Regions from separate parts of the Homo sapiens genome. Here region 2 is linked to region 1. Evidence: chromatin loops called from intact Hi-C (ENCODE). Cell type or tissue: endothelial cell of umbilical vein. All regions are shown on one strand. Links, peaks and the distances in the headings refer to the core of each region. The heading gives the core; the rest is flanking DNA.

What was found. Hi-C counts contacts between places; a loop is a spot of excess contacts. Peaks named below come from ENCODE experiments on the same cell type or tissue, not always from the same donor. Only the 100,000 strongest peaks of a DNase experiment are listed, where the experiment ranks them.
Region 2: it touches region 1 in a loop (2.9-fold over the local background); 6 of 110 quality-filtered maps call a loop at or near these places.

Annotation. Positions count from the first base shown.
Region 1 is chr4:139,758,425-139,763,803 of GRCh38, reverse strand. The region is part of intron 2 of MAML3 (mastermind like transcriptional coactivator 3); the gene reads left to right. LOC124900781 (a long non-coding RNA gene) reads right to left here and starts at 748. Exons shown (of 2, transcript XR_007058276.1): 1 at 1-748. In endothelial cell of umbilical vein, for the core only: a CTCF peak has its summit at 2,159 (motif pointing right); a DNase peak (open chromatin) is centred at 853; H3K27ac peaks cover 1,167 bases.
Region 2 is chr4:139,862,037-139,867,415 of GRCh38, reverse strand. All of the region lies in intron 2 of MAML3 (mastermind like transcriptional coactivator 3), which reads left to right. Among named protein-coding and RNA genes, the nearest start is that of MGST2, 200 kb to the right of the region's middle. In endothelial cell of umbilical vein, for the core only: no CTCF peak of the experiment used is centred there; a DNase peak (open chromatin) is centred at 2,625; H3K27ac peaks cover 368 bases.

The DNA of each region.
Region 1 (5,379 bases), core at 282-5,281:
GCCCACCATAGCTCCACTTTTACAGCTGCTCGTAAATTTCTGAACATGCAGAGATATCTTTAGCTGTGACTCCAGATATTTCCTGTTGAGCTGCAAGATGCAATCCTGCAAGCACACTGAGGCTAAATATACCCTCTCAGTCCAGGATTCAGCCAAATAAACAGGGGCAGCATCAACATGATTTTTTTAATCCAATGCTGAACAGGATTTTTTAGTTAGATTAATTAAGCAATTCTGTTTATTTTGGCAATTGAAGTCATTTCGGCTCCCCCTGAACCTTTAACACCTAAGCATCATTTTCTCTCCTGATTGAAGAACTGACCAGAAGCCCTGGTGCAGGGAACTCACATGTTTGAATACCGTGTGCCTCTTTAGCTCCGTACTTCTCGTTGCTTAAACAGATGGCCCCCTCAGCAGCCGACTCCGAGCAGCTGCCTTGTTCATTCTCACAGAATCCAGACTCCTCTTCAGCTTTGCCTAGGGCCTTAGTCATTCAAGGGAGAATAAACTCTAGGATTCCCTATCAGGAATGTATCCTTTGGGGACTTGACAAAGGAAAAGAATGTTAAAATCTTTCCAGGTGTAATCCTGTGGCAGGAGGAATCTCCTCTGTAGAGTTAAGTTCTTGTCCACAAGGATGCAGATCTTTCAATCAGACCCTAAAAAGTTAGATTGTCATCCCTGGATAAGTCCCTGGGTTCCTGGAGAAAGTTCTATTCCTCCTGAATCTTTAGGACAAGCAGTATCCACCAAATACCACTGGTCAGTTTCCCTTTAACCAAGATCAGCCAGTTGCAGGCCTTCATAGACCAGGAAGACACTGTGCCAAGAGAAGCCAGAGGAAACAATGTCAGGAAGCCTAACTTTGGCACATAGACACGAAATATGCACACGCACCCCCTCTCCAGCCCTCCTCAGGAAAGAAAGGGGGGCTTTCTTTCCTCCATGGGCTGTGCCTGGCCACACCCCACCAGATTAAAGCCCCGTCAGATGGTTGTTAGGGTCAACGAGGTCTACAGAGAACAGTTTATTCTCAACCATTTCTACCTGCCTTTTATCCAGGGTTCACGGGGGTTAAAGTTTTGGCCATGAGTGTAGCGATGGAGCCTCATGTGACACTTGCATACTTTCTCGAGGAGGCCTGCCTGCAAACATAAGTTTTGTATTCCCATTGAGGAAATCAGTTCCTCGATTCTGTCCTTTGAATATCCTTTTTTGGTTTATGATGCTGAATATTTCTGTAACTCTCTGTAGGTTGGGGGCCTCTTTGGGGACCGTTATCATTTGGCAAACACTATTACTCATCAAAATGTATTAATCAGGGCCAGCCACAAAAGCAAAGGTACTATAAGCAGTGGGCTTGAAAAATCAACAAGACAGGAGAAAAAGAAATGCAAATGAATGATAATCACAATCACTGTCCCTTATTCATGCATGCTAGGGCCAAGTGCTCTAAGCATGCTACATATAGCACCTTAGGAAGCCTCACAAAAACCCTGTGAAGCTGCATCCTTTCTGTTCCCATTCTTCCTTTTTAGTCACCTATTGTGTCCCAGGCGCTGGGCTAGACACGGGGGATATAGTGATGAATTAGATGGACAAGGCCCTGCACTCATGGAACAGAGGACATGCATGGTAATGAAACATACAATTGCACAAATATTTTCTAGAGGCCAGGGACTAGTTAGGATTCTGCAGCTCGAACAAGAGTCCTTCATCCATGCAAGTTTCTGCATGTGGCATAGAAGCTCCTAGAAACCCACACTGGGCTCCCTGGGCTCTCGGTCCATCCAACCTCTCTAGCCTGACTTCTTCCTGTCTCATGCCCTATGCTTCACAATCCAGCAATATAGAACTGCTTGTCCACAGGGCTGTTCTTTACCTTCATTACTTTGCTCATGTTGTCCCTCTTCCTCTAACACATTAACCAATTCCCACACAGCTTCCAGGATCTACTCCCGGAGAAAACTCTCCCTGACTCCCCTTGACCCAGCCAGGCTGGGTTAGTTGAGCTTCTTTTGTGATTCCAGAGTCCCCCGTGCTAATCTCTATCACTGCACTTGCCTCACCGTTTCACAGGCATCTGTTGAGGGGCCTGTTTCTCACTAGCCTAGGTGCTCCCTGGGGATATACTTTGTTCATCTTTTTAGCCCCTGTCAAGTAGCACACTTCCTGACCTGTAGAGGGCCATCAGCGAATACTTGCTGGATGAATATGCATCTGTGCATGAGAATGTGCCTTCTGTGCTCTAGTGGAGAAGGTTAGGAACTGGGGGACTCTGTGTCCTATCTAATCATCATTAATGGGATGAAAGGAAGCCTAGTAAGGTCCAGCAGTAGAGGCTGTAGCTGTTGGAGCAGGGAGGAGGAAGAAGGGGAACAACTGTGAAAACCTCTCCAATTCCCCTAACGCCCCCTCCAGACTCTCTTTGATCACTTGCAGTGGTGGGAAATGAAGCAACCTGTTCCATGGTCCATTCTGTCGAAAAGTTTTCCCTTTTGTTAAACAAACTTGGCTGAAGACTTTTAGAAAGCTGTCCTCTAGGGCCGGGTGTAGCGGCTCATGCCTGTAATCCCAGAACTTTGGGAGGCTGAGGCAGGCAGATCACCTGAGGTCAGGAGTTCAAGACCATCCTGGCCAACATGGTGAAACCCCATCTCTACTAAAAAATACAAAAATTTGCCAGGTGTGGTGATGCGTGCCTGTAATCTCAGCTACTCAGGAGGCTGAAGCAGGAGAATCACTTGAACCCGGGAGGTGGAGGTTGCAGTGAGCCGAGATTGCGCCATTGTACTCCAGCCTGGGCAACATGAGTGAAACTCCATCTCAAAAAAAAAGAAAAAGAAAAGAAAAGAAAGCTGTCCTCTAGAACAACAGAGCAATTTGACTCTCTTTTCTATATAACAATTCCTCAAGTATTTCAAGAGAGTTGTCACGACCATCCTGTACTCATTTTTCTTTCTTAAATGATTCTAGTTGTCCAGCTGTTTCTCACTCTCATGTCACACCATTCTGGATACACTCCAGCCTCTTGGTATCTCTTTCAGAACGTGGTGTCCTGAGCTGAACAATATTCCAGATGGCTTCTGATGGGTATAGAATATAGTAGTACAGTTTCTTTCCTGAATCTGCAGCTTAAGTTCAAATTCACGTGTTTTACAGCCTCATCACTTTGTCAGTTCTTACTGTTCCTTTGGGCAATGAAGCGCCTTGGTGTTCTGTATACAATGAACTCTTGTCTGGCCACATTTAATAATTATAAAGTTATTGAGCGTGTCCTGTGCCCATGAGCCAGGCGCTGTGCTAAACATGGTGCCATCAGTCCCTTTTAATTCTCCCACCTACACTGAGGCTGAGTGAGGTTAAGTAATTTTCCCGAAGTGCTGGGATTACAGCCCAGCAGACTGATTCCAAAGCCCACATTCTATCTATCCCACTTCCCTGCCTCCCATCCTGAACTTGTGTAGCTGGTTTCTTGTTCACCTGAATTCTAGATTTACCTCTGTTAAGTTTGACCTGAGTTTCTGCTCAACTTTCAGCATCTTGGAAACTCCACAGGGAGAATTTAGCTCATCTTTTCAGGTTTGTATCATTGTATCTGCTGCCTTCATCTACATCAGTGACAGTGCCTTATCACTCCCCGTTAGAGAACTCTTTCTAGATTGACACCAATCTGGGTACCAGTAGGACCAGACTTTCAGCCAGCTTCCAAGGAACCTACTCTTGACTTCTATGCACTGTTTTCCATTTTGTCCAAAAGTTGTCATGAGAGAGTTTGCCAAATACCGTGTTGTTGAGAAGTATCACATATGTGGCATTCCCCTACTATAATCAGTTAACAGCAGTACAGAATAATGGGAAAGGTGGCCTCTTTGTTTTACATATTTTCAGAAATCCTGTTTAATCTTTTGTCCTAAAACTTTGCAAGAAATCAATATCATGTTCGCCTTTACCCCCTGTGTGAAAGTGGGCTATTGCCTTGCTTCTCTTCATGGTTCATTCCAGTATTCCATTATTTATTCATTCTCGATATTAACAGTGTTTCCATAACCACAGATGCAAAAAAATATTTTTATCTTAAATCATTTTTCTTTTCCCAAAAATATTAAAATAATGCATACTTCTTATAGAAAAATCAAAATAGGTAAAGAAAGCACAAAACAAGGCTGTCTAACAATCCTAGAGACAGCCTCTAACATCTGCAGTTCTTTTAATAACCTAGAAAGCAATTTGCCTAGGTGCTAAAACAATTTATGGCCAGAACCTAGAGTTGGTCTTCCACACCTAGAGCAGGACTACAGCCTAATAGCAGCTAGAAAAATTGTAAGGGAGAGATGCTGGTTCAAGGTGAGGAGTCAGGCCGGGACCTGGGGCAAGGGCAGGGTGGATGTGGAGGGGTAGGAAGCAGGAGTTCCCTGCCACGTGAGCCCCACAGACACCAGCCTGTTCCAGCAGGTTCATTCTGTTTCTGCTGCATACTTCAGTGTGTTGATATTCAAGGCAGTATATTGGAGTCCCCCATCCCTCTGGATGTTATTTCCCTGGGGGAGTAACCAGACTGCTCTTCTGCTGCGGCTCTTCTCTTTCTGTCATAACTGCTGTGCCCTGTACCATCCAGCTGGAGAGTTTTATCTGGACACATTTCTGTCTTCCCCTCAAATGTCAGTTTGAACATCAGGGATCAGAGGAGAAATCACATGGGCGAGAAGGTTCTTTCTGGGTGACTGTGATTTGTTGGACATCTGTCTCCCAAGTACATGATGTTCATTTTAGAACCAGTCTCTCAACCAATCACTGTGATTTTTCACAGATGGATGGATGGACAAACATCTAACAAAATGTCTTGTAGATTCTCATCAAGAGAGGTTCAGGTGCCACGATGCCCAGAGGTCCCTTCCAGCTCAGTGGTTCTCTGAGTGTGTGATTGATATTTTGGAAACAGGGATATCACTTGGTGTATTTGTCAGTGGCTGGTGATCTTCAGGAAACTTTAGTTTGGTCCAGGAAAAGCCTTGAGGAAGATGTGACTAGTATGGGGGAATTTGGAGAAGAGACAAGCTAGTCATCAGATGACATGGATAAGGTGGAAAAGCCAATTCTGAGACAGTTGTTGCTGGAAAATAAACGGGGACATCAGGAGAGGACCAGAAATGTTTGATAACGTACCGAGCATACTCCTGCAGCCGAACATGGCTGGAGGGGAGGCAGGAAACCTGCTGTAACTCTCATGTCAAGAGCTTGGCCCTAAAAGGCCACAATGGGTCATACAAATCGAGGTTTCAGACCCAGATTAAAGTGTGTGTCTGGTATCAAATGAACAGCTGGGCATACATCAGTCTTTCTGGCCACCTCTGCACACACAGATCGATAACAATCAGC
Region 2 (5,379 bases), core at 309-5,308, 100 kb before region 1:
TACTTTCCTAGAACCTTAGCTTCATTTCTGTGGCACCCTCTAGGCCTATGGATTTTAACTTTTTTTTCTTTTTGAAGTAACACATCCCTTTGAGAATGCAATGAAAGCTACAGCAATATCACCAGAAAAATACACATTCCCAAAGCAAACATGGACACATTTGCAGGGGATTCAATGATTCCTGGGTTAAGATTTTCTGGTTTAGGTCCAAGAGGGTAAAAAATACATGACAATCCAGACGGAATGGTTATTGGCTTTGTAAAAGGATTTATTGTAGTATTCCCATTGCAACTTTCCCAGTATCATTAAAATCGGATTCCATTTACAAAAACTGACTTTATTTAGCACATTTCAAGAACACATTTTATTTCATTAAAGCAAGCCTCTTTTAACAAAACATATTTATCAAATGCCCATTATGTGCCTAATAAGGTGGTGGGTGCTGCGAGGAACAAAAGAAGCTTAACATGTGGTCCCTGCCCTCTGCGTTTCTTTCTAATTGGAAAGGCAAGTGAACAAGGCAGCATGAGATGTATTAGCGCTATATGCTGATATAATCAAGTACTAAATTGTGTATGCTTGTGTGGGTGGGCGCACAAGCCTCACATATCATTCTCTGACCTTGAATTGTACACAAATCATTAGCGTCAAACTGGAATTGCCGACTGCTCCCCCACCCTTCGTCTTCGCTTGGCTGACTTCCATCACAGCCTCTCCCTCTATGTCTGAAACATACTTTAGAAAAGAGGGGTGAAACAAGACAGTGAGGAAGAGAGAAGAATCAATAAAGAAAAAAATAGGTCACCTGTCTGTGGTTACTGCCGCAAATAGATTCCATCTTGGGCGGGGTCTGACCCAGGAGCCCCCAAGCTCCGTGAAAACCTCTCTGGGGGACACACAGCAGCTTATCTTCCTTGTTTACAAATTAACTGCCTTCTGTCGGTGACTGAGTCTGAAGAGGCAGAGGGATGGTGCAAAGAAGGCCTGGCTACCAGGAATAGGCACTCAGCCACACTGAAGGTCCAAACTTTGTTCTGTATTCACTGCCTAAATCCATGTGCATTTAGCACTGGAGAAGATCTGCAGGAAAATCGCTGGGTGAGGAGAGACAAGCGTGTCCCTCCCTAACATTTGTGGAGCCCAAGGCAAGAGTGCAGATGTACCACAGGCCTCATCCTTAATTGTTATACTTCAAGCTAACAAACAATTAAGTACAATATGTCCTATCAGCTGATCTTGACAAGTATACCTTCGTGGCCACTGGGAAGGCCAGTTTGATGTAGAATCCCTGCCTCCTGGGGGTTCTGCAGGTTGGGTTCCCTGGACCACCCAATTCCCTTTCCATCCCTGGCTCTGTGTTGTACCTCAGGAGCTTCCTACATTTGTGGGACATTCCTGGCCATACCTCCAAGGTCCACCTGCATGCCCCTTGGCCATTCTTTGGGCCTAGAGGTGCACACAGCTGTGTGGCCACCTTCCAGAAGACGGACCTGGGAAAACAGACTTGAAATTCTCTAAGCAGAGAATCTGGGGCTCCGGGTATCCAAAGAATGGTCTAGAGGTGGGAACACAGGCTCTTGCCTTGCTTCTGCAGACTACTTGCGGTGGTAGACATGTATGTGGTCAGAGGAGGACCCAAGCAGGCTCTCTAAGGCTGAGGCCAGCTCAGGAGCCCCTCAGTGCGCATGTCTAAGGCGTAACTGCAGAAAGGAAGAAAGACTTGGTGAGGAGATTAAGGCAGAGTCATTAAGACTGCCTAGTTCATTTTGGGGGGAAGAGGATAAGTTGGGAAGAGTTAAACAAGAGGAAAAAGAGGCTGATGAAAAGAAGGGAGAAGCCCAGAACCTGGACCACTTCTACAAAGATAGGGACTCCTAATTTATTATTGTGTTTAGTTAGAGAATGAAAAAAAAAAAAAACAAAAAAAAAACCTTTTACAGAGGTCAAAGGGCTCTGTAATTCAGGGACAAGGGATATGAAAGGCAAAAGAAGGATGGTTTTGGAGCTAAAAGCAGGGACTAGGAATGATTTCTCCCCAAGGTCACCTGGATCCATCTTATTTCTGCACCTTCCCCTCTTTCATGATGGATACTGGACCCTTGAACCATTCAAGAAGAAACATTCCACCTTATTGTATCCCCTAAAAGAAAACACAACTGAAGGTTAATTTTGATTCTCCAAGGAGAAAAAGAATAACTATTTAGACAAATAAAGTGAAGTATTTCATTGAATTTTTAGCTAGACAGAGAGAAGATAGTTGCTGTATTTGAAATTGCACTATTTGCAGAATTAAAGAGGAAAGGATATTTTAAATTTTGCCCAAATATGCTTGGTAGAACTGAAGGAAACTCTAATGATATTTCAACATTATAATTTGTCTCCATTTCACAAATTCTTTGTTTTATAAATAAAATGTTTGAGTGATTTAAGAGGGAAGAACATAACAAGTAAAGCTTTGTGGCAAAAAAAAAAAAAAAAAAAAAAAAAAAAAAGCAAGTTTGCATTACTATTTTCCTAAATGTATTTTTATCCATATTTCACTTTTTTTCTGATCAGCTTACTAGTCAGAGAATTTGAGATTCCTTGAGAGTCCTATAATTCTGCGTAACATTGTCCCTCTTGCTCCCAAACATGTTGATGGCAATTATAGGAAGTGAGTAAGTGAACATAGTTGACTTTTAGTCATCAGGAATTTATCATTCAAGATTTCTTTTTCTTTTTTTTTTTTTTTTTTTTTTTTTGAGACGGAGCCTCGCTCTGTCGCCAGGCTGGAGGGCAGTGACGCGATCTTGGCTCACTGCAACCTCCGCCTCCCAGGTTCAAGCAATTCTCCTGCCTCAGCCTCCCAAGTAGCTGGAATTACAGGTACACACCACCACACCCAGCTAATTTTTGTATTTTTAGTAGAGACAGGTTTCACCGTGTTGGCCAGGATGGTCTTGATCTCTTGACCTCGTGATCTGCCCACCTCGGCCTCCCAAAGTGCTGGGATTACAGGCGTGAGCCGCCGCACCTGGCCCATGAAAGATTTTTATTCATCACAAGTGAAGCCAACAAGTAAGTCATAGTATGAGTAATTAATTATTATACTGGAGTGTGAATTTGAAGCCTGTGCAAGGAACACACCCATCAGAAAGTTTGTGAATGAGCCACACCATGGCCCAGAGTCTGTATCTTCCTGCAGCCTCTGCTTCCCTGCCTGTCACCCACCTCAAAGTAGCTCTCATGAAATGATCATTTGTTATTATTCTTCATCACTATTTACCTTTTACAAATGTTATTAAGTTCATGTCTGAAATTGCTACAATAGTGATGTCATTGACACCTATGGTGAAAAATTATATTTTATGGCAGATATTATTTTACAAGCTTCTGTAAGTTTCTTTGGTCCTGTATTTGTCACATCATTATGGACCTGAAGATGTGCCCACTAATGAAATATTTTGTTACAATTTGTTGAGTTTTGTGGGGAAACTTGTCTGCTCTTGCAGTTTGTTCAAATTTGGCATCAAGAATGTTTCTGGATATATTCCCCTCCCATGTCAAGGGTTTTTAGTACAAAAAAAAAAAAAAAAAAAAAAAACCCATGTTCTGGTATTACCACAGAAAGTGAAGGTACAGAAATTAGGAAGTAAACACAAATATAGCACACTAATTGTAACTTGTTACATTTGTAGAGCATTTTATGTTCTGAGTGTTTGAGCAATCACCACTTTCATCTTCCTTTTGAGAGAGGAAGAAACAATGTTACTCTGCTCATTTTATAAATAAGAAAAGGCAGCTGGGCACGGTGGCTCACACCTGTAATCCCAGCACTGTGGGAGGATCACCTAAGGTCAGGAGTTCGAGACCAGCCTGACCAAAATGGAGAAACCCCGTCTCTCCCAAAAATACAAAATTTGCCAAGCATGATGTCACATGCCTGTAATCCCAGCTACTCAGGAGGCTGAGGCAGGAGAATTGCTTGAACCCTGGAGGTGCAGGTTGTCGTGAGCCAAGATCACACCATTGCACTCCAGCCTGGGCAACAAGAGCAAAACTCTGTCTCAAAAGGAAAAAAAAAAAAAAAAAAGGGCACAGGAAAAAGTGTGTAATGTGCCAGAAATCAGAAATCTCACAACAAACAAATGAACAAAGAATAAGACTTACCATATTTTTTAACACCTGAATGTTAAACATTATGCTAAGCATTTCACATATATCAACTCCCACCTTCACAGCAACCCTGTAATGAAGGTACTACTATTTTTTTTTTTTTTTTTTTTGGAGACAGAGTCTCACTCTGTCACCCAGGCTGGAGTGCAGTGGCGCAACCTTGGCTCGCTGCATCCTCCGCCTCCTGGGTTCAAGCGACTTTCCTGCCTCAGCCTCCTGAGTAGCTGGGACTACAGGTACCTGCCACCACGCCCAGCTAATTTTTGTATTTTTAGTAGAGACAGGGTTTCACCATGTTGGCCAGGGTTATCTCTATTATTATTCCCATTTTGTAGAAGAGGCAAGTGAAACTCGATGTATTTTGACAGCCTGAGAAGGGTCCCATAGCTAATAACTGGAGCCAAGGTTCAAATCCAGCCTGTACTGCTCCATATTCCGAGCTTTTCCACTCAACACTGCTACCTACATTTGGGTCTCCAGAGTCCTATTCTAGTTCTATTCTAGTCCAGTGCCCTTTCCACTTCTTATATGGGTATTCATTGACTTATTAATTCATTTGTTCATTACAGAGCACCTCCTCTTTGCCATGCATTGTGTTCTGGGTGGCAGCTACAGAGATAGTGAAGAGGAGGAGTATCCACTCTTACCCAGCACATGTCTGGGGAGACCAATGGGTCAACAGCAAGATTACAGCATAGCATGAGTGGTCTGTGACAAAAACAAAGGGCAACATGAATGGTCAGAAGAGATATTTGAGCTGAATATCAAAGGATGTGGAAGTTTGTCCAAGAAAAAGGGAATTCCGAGACAGTGAGCTGGATGGTCAAACGCAGTTTGGAGTTGGGGAGGCAGTTACTGGAGAGATAAGAAAGTCAGAATGTGAGGGGCATCTGTGGATAACTCTGTGGTTTCCAAACATGTTTGCCCACTAGAATAACCTAGGGTCTTTAAAAAAATGTCAAAATACAGGCCACATCCCTGACCAATGAACTCTTAATCTCTGGGGCTGGGACATAGGCATCAGTTTGTTTTTTTTGTTTGTTTGTTTTTGAGACAAGAGTTTTGCTTTTGTTGCCCAGGCTGGAGTGCAATGGCACGATCTCAGCTCACTGCAACCTCCGTCTCCCAGGTTCAAGCAATTCCCCTGTCTCAGCATCCCAAGTAGCTGGGATTACAGGTGCCTGCCACCATGCCCAGCTAATTTTTGTATTTTTAGTAGAGACA